2 separate regions of the Mus musculus genome follow, and region 1 is linked to region 2. Evidence: chromatin loops called from intact Hi-C (ENCODE). Cell type or tissue: gastrocnemius. All regions are shown on one strand. Each heading gives the region's core, and the rest is flanking DNA. Links, peaks and the distances in the headings are about the cores only.

Region 1 (2,929 bases), core at 205-2,704, 310 kb after region 2:
GAGTTCAAAGTACTACCTCTGGAACTGAAAGCAGAACTATGCTCTACATCTATGGTGGCAGATACTATGATAAATACAAAAGACTGGGTTTGAGAGATTTGGTGAAGGAGCAGAGTTGTTGGCAGTTTTTAATGATATAAATTCATTTTATCTGTTAAAGGTTTTAACTTCTTAAATTTTCCAATAAGATAGTTTCACTTCTTTGTCTCCACAATATCAGTTAAGTTCATTGAGTCTTTACTGGAAATATTCTAGAAGCTATAATTCAGCTTCAAATATTAGGAAAAAAATTAAAGAATCACATGAAAACATATTGTACATTTGATTCAAATAGCAAAGCTGACTGAGCATATATTATTTGACAGACATGATTTTTGGTGATAGGCATACACACAAAAACAGCGCGCGCACACACACACACACACACACACACACACACAGGCACACTTGTCGGGGTGCGTATCAATGTGAGCAATCTTACCAGTCCTAACCCCAGTTTAAACTCTGTTGGATCTTCTTCCAGTATATCTACATATCACAAGCAACTTTAGAGGAAAATTATGAATATGTAAATATTACCTATCCTGCATTCTGGAAGCTAGAAAAAGAAAAAAGAAAAAAACATTATCTGTTTCCTTAGACCCAACCAGTGTTCCCCTTCTTTTGGATGCAGTATAGATGTCTAATCCACGGTCCCATTTCTTTTGTTAACATAACCCAGACCTTAGTATGGCTGATACTTGTAGAGTCACATGTCAGGTTATATGTAAATGATCAAGACTCATGTAGTAAATTTACTATCCAAAAGAAACCATCCAGCCCATCACCCAACCCCCATATTGTCTTTGGATTTGAATTAATTATACAATAAGCTCCACTTTGCATCTTGCCAACTGTAATGGGACCAACCTAAGCTCATCCAGGGAGGCCTCCAAGGAATTGATACTTGCTTAAAGTCCCCAAGACACCCCTTAGTTAATTCCCCGGTGCAGATTCCTGTAGCTATACAAAGCAGTTTAACTTCAGGAATGATCATTGAATGTATTTCCAGAACTGAGAAATCCCCTGGCTTACTCACACTAACAGCTTAACCAGTGTGCATCTTCCAAACTGTTTGCCCTCGAGGAGACCCCACTCCTTTGTGTCTTCATGTAGGTCATGTATGTTAATCTATAATGGGGAAAAAAAGCAGGGCCCATGTAAATCAAATTTGTGGTCTTTCCCACATATAAGGAGCCATCCTTATTCCCATTTCTCTCTGTGATCAGTATACATAGAACTAGTCTATCTGGAAAATTCTTTTTTCTATCTGGAAGCATGGGTAGACTTCTTAGTGGAGGTCATTCTTCAAGATTAGACTTCTTCTTAATCAAACAAGGAGAGAGAAATGTGTTGCTTCTATACCAACCAATCAGAAGTAATTAGAGAACATTTAGCCATGGTCAGGAAAAAACAACAACAACAAAAAACCTTAAGGAAAGAGAAAAGAGACACCAAGGCTCTGACAACTAGTATCCATCCTTGTTCTGCTGATCCTCCAGGTTAACTAACTACTCTATTTACAGGAATTGTTGGACCATTAATCATTTTGTTCCTAGCCCTCACAATAGGGCCTTGCTTGCTTAACTGCCCACTTAACTATGTAAAGTAGAGTGAGGATACCGGTAAGTTGTTGGTACTGAGGGTACAATATCCCTGCCACAATATGAGTCCATGATTGGTCTCCTGCCAAAAGAACCATTGAGGAATCTGACGGGCCCCTAGACATTGGCCTAAATGCTGCCGTGTTTGCAGGCACCATTCTGACCTTGAAACCTAGCAGGTAGGCCCCAAAACCTATCAAAACAAACAAAAAGACCTACTCCACAGTCCCAGGAAAGTCCCTGAGTAAAAGTCCCTAAGTCCAGTCAGGTGCAAGGGAGGCCAGCAACTAGGCCAGAACCTTATCCAAAACCACCTACCCCACCTCCAGGGTGGGTACTCTGTGAAAGAGCCAGTAACCCTGAGAGAGAGTCAGGCCACTGATGCCCTGCTGGGGACCAGGATTATGTCTGTGGCACTATAGGTCATATTACTACAAGGCAGACATCATAATCCATACTGCAGCCTGAAGCCATATCCATAGGCCTTGCAGCTGCGTATGCACAGGACAGGGGACATATAATGATGTAAGCGGCCTGTTACATCAGGTGATATGTGGGTCCTTGCTGCTGCATAGAATCACGTCTGGATCCCATGCCCTACTGAAGCCAGGGTCCATGTTATGTCTACAGTCCGAGTTACCACAAAAGACCATGCAGAAATCCACATGTGCTGCAAGTGGGGGCTTTATTAATGTCCAGAAACGAGGTAGTGGGCAGCCTATGAAGGCACTGTCTTGGTTCGTGTCTTACTGCTGCAGGGAATGTTGTGGTCTGCGCTATTGCCAGAAACTGAGTGGAGACTACATTTGCTGGGATGTGGATGATGACACATACAGATAAGAGACATGAAAGGCTTCTGTGACAATCCCTCACCCACACACCAAGGCCTCCTCTCTGAAAAAAAAAAAGTAATAGCCTAGACAGGAAGTTACCAAAAAGTGCTCTTAAAATGCGTGACAGATATGCTGAGGAATAGTTCTCCATTACTGATGGCTTCTGGCAGAGGTGTAGGAGGAAAAGGACTCAGTTCTATTTAAGAGGAAGCCATTGAGAGTTTGACTGTCCTCCAGTGGGTGTATAGATAACACAAAGTGATCTTGGGGATTGTTTGTTTGTTTGTTTGTTTGGTTGGTTGGTTGGTTGGTTGGTTGGTTGGTCTGTTGGTTGGCTGGTTGGCTGGCTGGTTGGTTGGTTGGTTGGTTGGTTGGTTGGTTGGGTTGGGTTGGGTTTCTATTTTCTTTTACTCTAATTTCTTATATTTTAATCTCTTCTGCAGTGCATATTCA
Region 2 (2,929 bases), core at 173-2,672:
ACACAAGATACAATTTGCAAAACACATGAAACTCAAGAATAACAAAAACCAAAGTGTGGACACTTTGCCCCTTCTTAGAATTGGGAACAAAACACCCATGGAAGGAGTTACAGAGACAAAGTTTGGAGCTGAGACTAAAGGATGGACCATATAGAGACTGCCATACCCGGGGATCCATTCCATAATCAGCCTCCAAATGCTAACACCATTGCATACACTAGCAAGATTTTGCTGAAAGGACCCTGATATAGCTGTCTCTTGTGAGGCTATGCTGGGGCCTAGCAAACACAGAAGTGGATGCTCACAGTGAGCTATTGGATGGAACACAGGGCCCCCAATGGAGGAGCTAGAGAAAGCACCCAAGGAGCTAAAGGGTTCTGCAACCCTATAGGTGGAACAACAATATGAACTAACCAGTACCCTCAGAGCTCATGTCTCTAGCTGCATATGTATCAGAAGATGGCCTAGTCGGCCATCATTGGGAAGAGAGTCCCCTTGGTCTTGCAAACTTTATATGCCTCAGTACAGGGGAACGCCAGGGCCAAGAAGTGGGAGTGGGGGGGGGGAGTGGGAGTGTCTTGGGGACTTTTGGGATAGCATTTGAAACGTAAATGAAGAAAATATCTAATTAAAAAATGTGAAGGAAAAAAAAAAGAGAGGAGAGAAGGAAGCACATGCATCAACCAGAAGTCATAGGAGGGGATAGGAATAAAGAAACTGGATTCCTGAACAGGGGAAAAAAAAAAAAGATTAGTTTTATGGTATTGTCTGCCATGTCTACTATCTTAGGGTGTTATCTCAATGATGGCCCAGCATGCATACTTGTAAGTGTTCTGTCAAAGAACCATCAGGAGTTGATTGTAGATTCATTGCAGAAGCTCAGCCATACCCTGGATTGTTTCTCTATGTAAGGAATGGTTCAGAAAGTTTGGCTTCCAAAGGCCACAGAATAAATGATCTCACTGGTAATTAGAATAGAAGAAATATAAAATACTCAAAAGAGGTCTGAAAAATTGTTAATCTGGATCTGTATATTAAAGACATTGAAGTGGAACCATGATAAAAGAATCGAGTCATGGTACTGAAATCTAATAGGATACAATTCATGCTGCACACAAGCTTTGGTGTAATGATGTAAAGTGTGTCTATACTCTCATACTCTCCTACACGTTAGGAGAATTGCACCAGAAGGATTGATGTTTAGCTTAGGACTGAAAATTAAGAACTACTAAATTCCTCAAATAATATGGTGCTTCATTTCTTTAATGGTCTGTGTGATGTCACAGGTCATTAACTAAGAGGTTATTTGGGATTATATTAGAATGTTGTTCTATGTACATGTATGAGGGATTATATTATAAGAATATTTGCAATATTGAAGTGCTAACCCAAAGTATAATATCATTCATAAAAAAATAAATGAACAATCCAAGATCAAAATTTGTTATGGAAAAGTTTGGTCTAAAGCTCACTTACAGTATAATATGAAAGAAAATTCAAATGAAACCTTCCCCATCTCATTTTTAAGGTAGACAATTTTCCTTTACATATTGCAGCAGATCAATTGCATATCTAGGCATTTTCTATTATATCCTCCATTTTATATTTCTGAAAGAAAGGATGGCATAATACATCTATAAGAAAAATATGCCAATTTTAAGGTAAGCTGTCAACATTAAATGAGATCAGGAGCATTGTATCACATACTCTAAATAAAATGAAAAAAGTCTCAATGTACAAGTCTATTTCTATGTCATATTAAAAGAATAAAAATAAAAGATAATGACTGAAATTATTATTGCACAAAAATTGGACTTCTGCTTTATACACAAAAATATTCATATATATTAGAAAGTGGCTGGCCATAGAGAGTAGGAAAGAGGCAGGCATTGTATTTCTCAGGTAAGCAAACGTTCCCTGACCTCTAACACATCATTTATCATAAAAGGCAACAGGGATCCTGTTTAGAAAACATGTCAGAACAGCTGTAAATTTCACAAAATTCCAATGAGAATAACTACTAAATCATTCTGCCTACGAAACCTTCCATTTAAGGGTCTATATTTACAAAATCAGTTGCTAGGAAACACAACACAGATGGAAAATGATAACAAAATCTGTGACAGCCCCCTTTCAAGATTTCTTGTAAAAAGCTAATTTTAAGTGATTTTTTTTCAAGTTGCGGATATTTATATGTGTATATACAATTAAGATATTTAGTGTTAGGTACTAATAGAATTTCATAGATCAGAACAAGACTAGCTTTTAAAATATGAAAACTATCGTTTTATTTAAAATTATATGTTTCATAATATTGATATGAGAATATCTTTTTTCATTTCAAACACTATTTTCATGGATTTTCTCATATGAATTCTACGCAATTCTACACTTCTACACTTCACAAACTGCTTATGAATTGATTTTTATTAGTCTAGTCTGCAAGACCTGATACATGAGCTTCACTCACTTTCTAAAAAGAATATTCCTTCTGTGTTAGCCACAGACATAGCTATGTTGAGAATGTATGGAGTCAAGAATTAAGACCAACCTTGTTCTCATTGAGGTCATGTTGTAATGGAAAGAAGCTGACAGTAAACATAGAATCTATAGTACATGACTTTTGTTAACTGCTGTGAGAAAGCATCAAACATGGTAGAGAAAATATGTACTTATCTAATCAGGTGGTATTTGAAGAGAGCCACCATCAAAAAAGGGAGTGACCTCCTCAATGTGAAGGGCATTCAAAGCCAAGGTAGTGGAACATTGAGGTTGTGCCTTTTCCACTGTTTTCACAATTAACACAGGACAGGGAGGGCAGAGTGAATAAAAGAGCCAGCTGTAAGGTACATAGGAGAAGGGATGGGATTTGAAACCATATAAGATCTTCCAGGGTGTAAGGAAAGAATCTCAGATGTTCCTCAGAGTA

The links. Peaks named below come from ENCODE experiments on the same cell type or tissue, not always from the same donor. Only the 100,000 strongest peaks of a DNase experiment are listed, where the experiment ranks them.
Region 1: a loop joins it to region 2, with 8 times the contacts of the local background. A loop is called at or near these places in 2 of 42 quality-filtered maps.

Annotation. Positions count from the first base shown.
Region 1 is chr1:149,680,903-149,683,831 of GRCm38, forward strand. No RefSeq gene overlaps it. Among named protein-coding and RNA genes, the nearest start is that of Gm23535, 25 kb to the right of the region's middle. In gastrocnemius, for the core only: no CTCF peak of the experiment used is centred there; no DNase peak of the experiment used is centred there.
Region 2 is chr1:149,366,030-149,368,958 of GRCm38, forward strand. No RefSeq gene overlaps it. Among named protein-coding and RNA genes, the nearest start is that of Gm29398, 82 kb to the right of the region's middle. In gastrocnemius, for the core only: no CTCF peak of the experiment used is centred there; no DNase peak of the experiment used is centred there.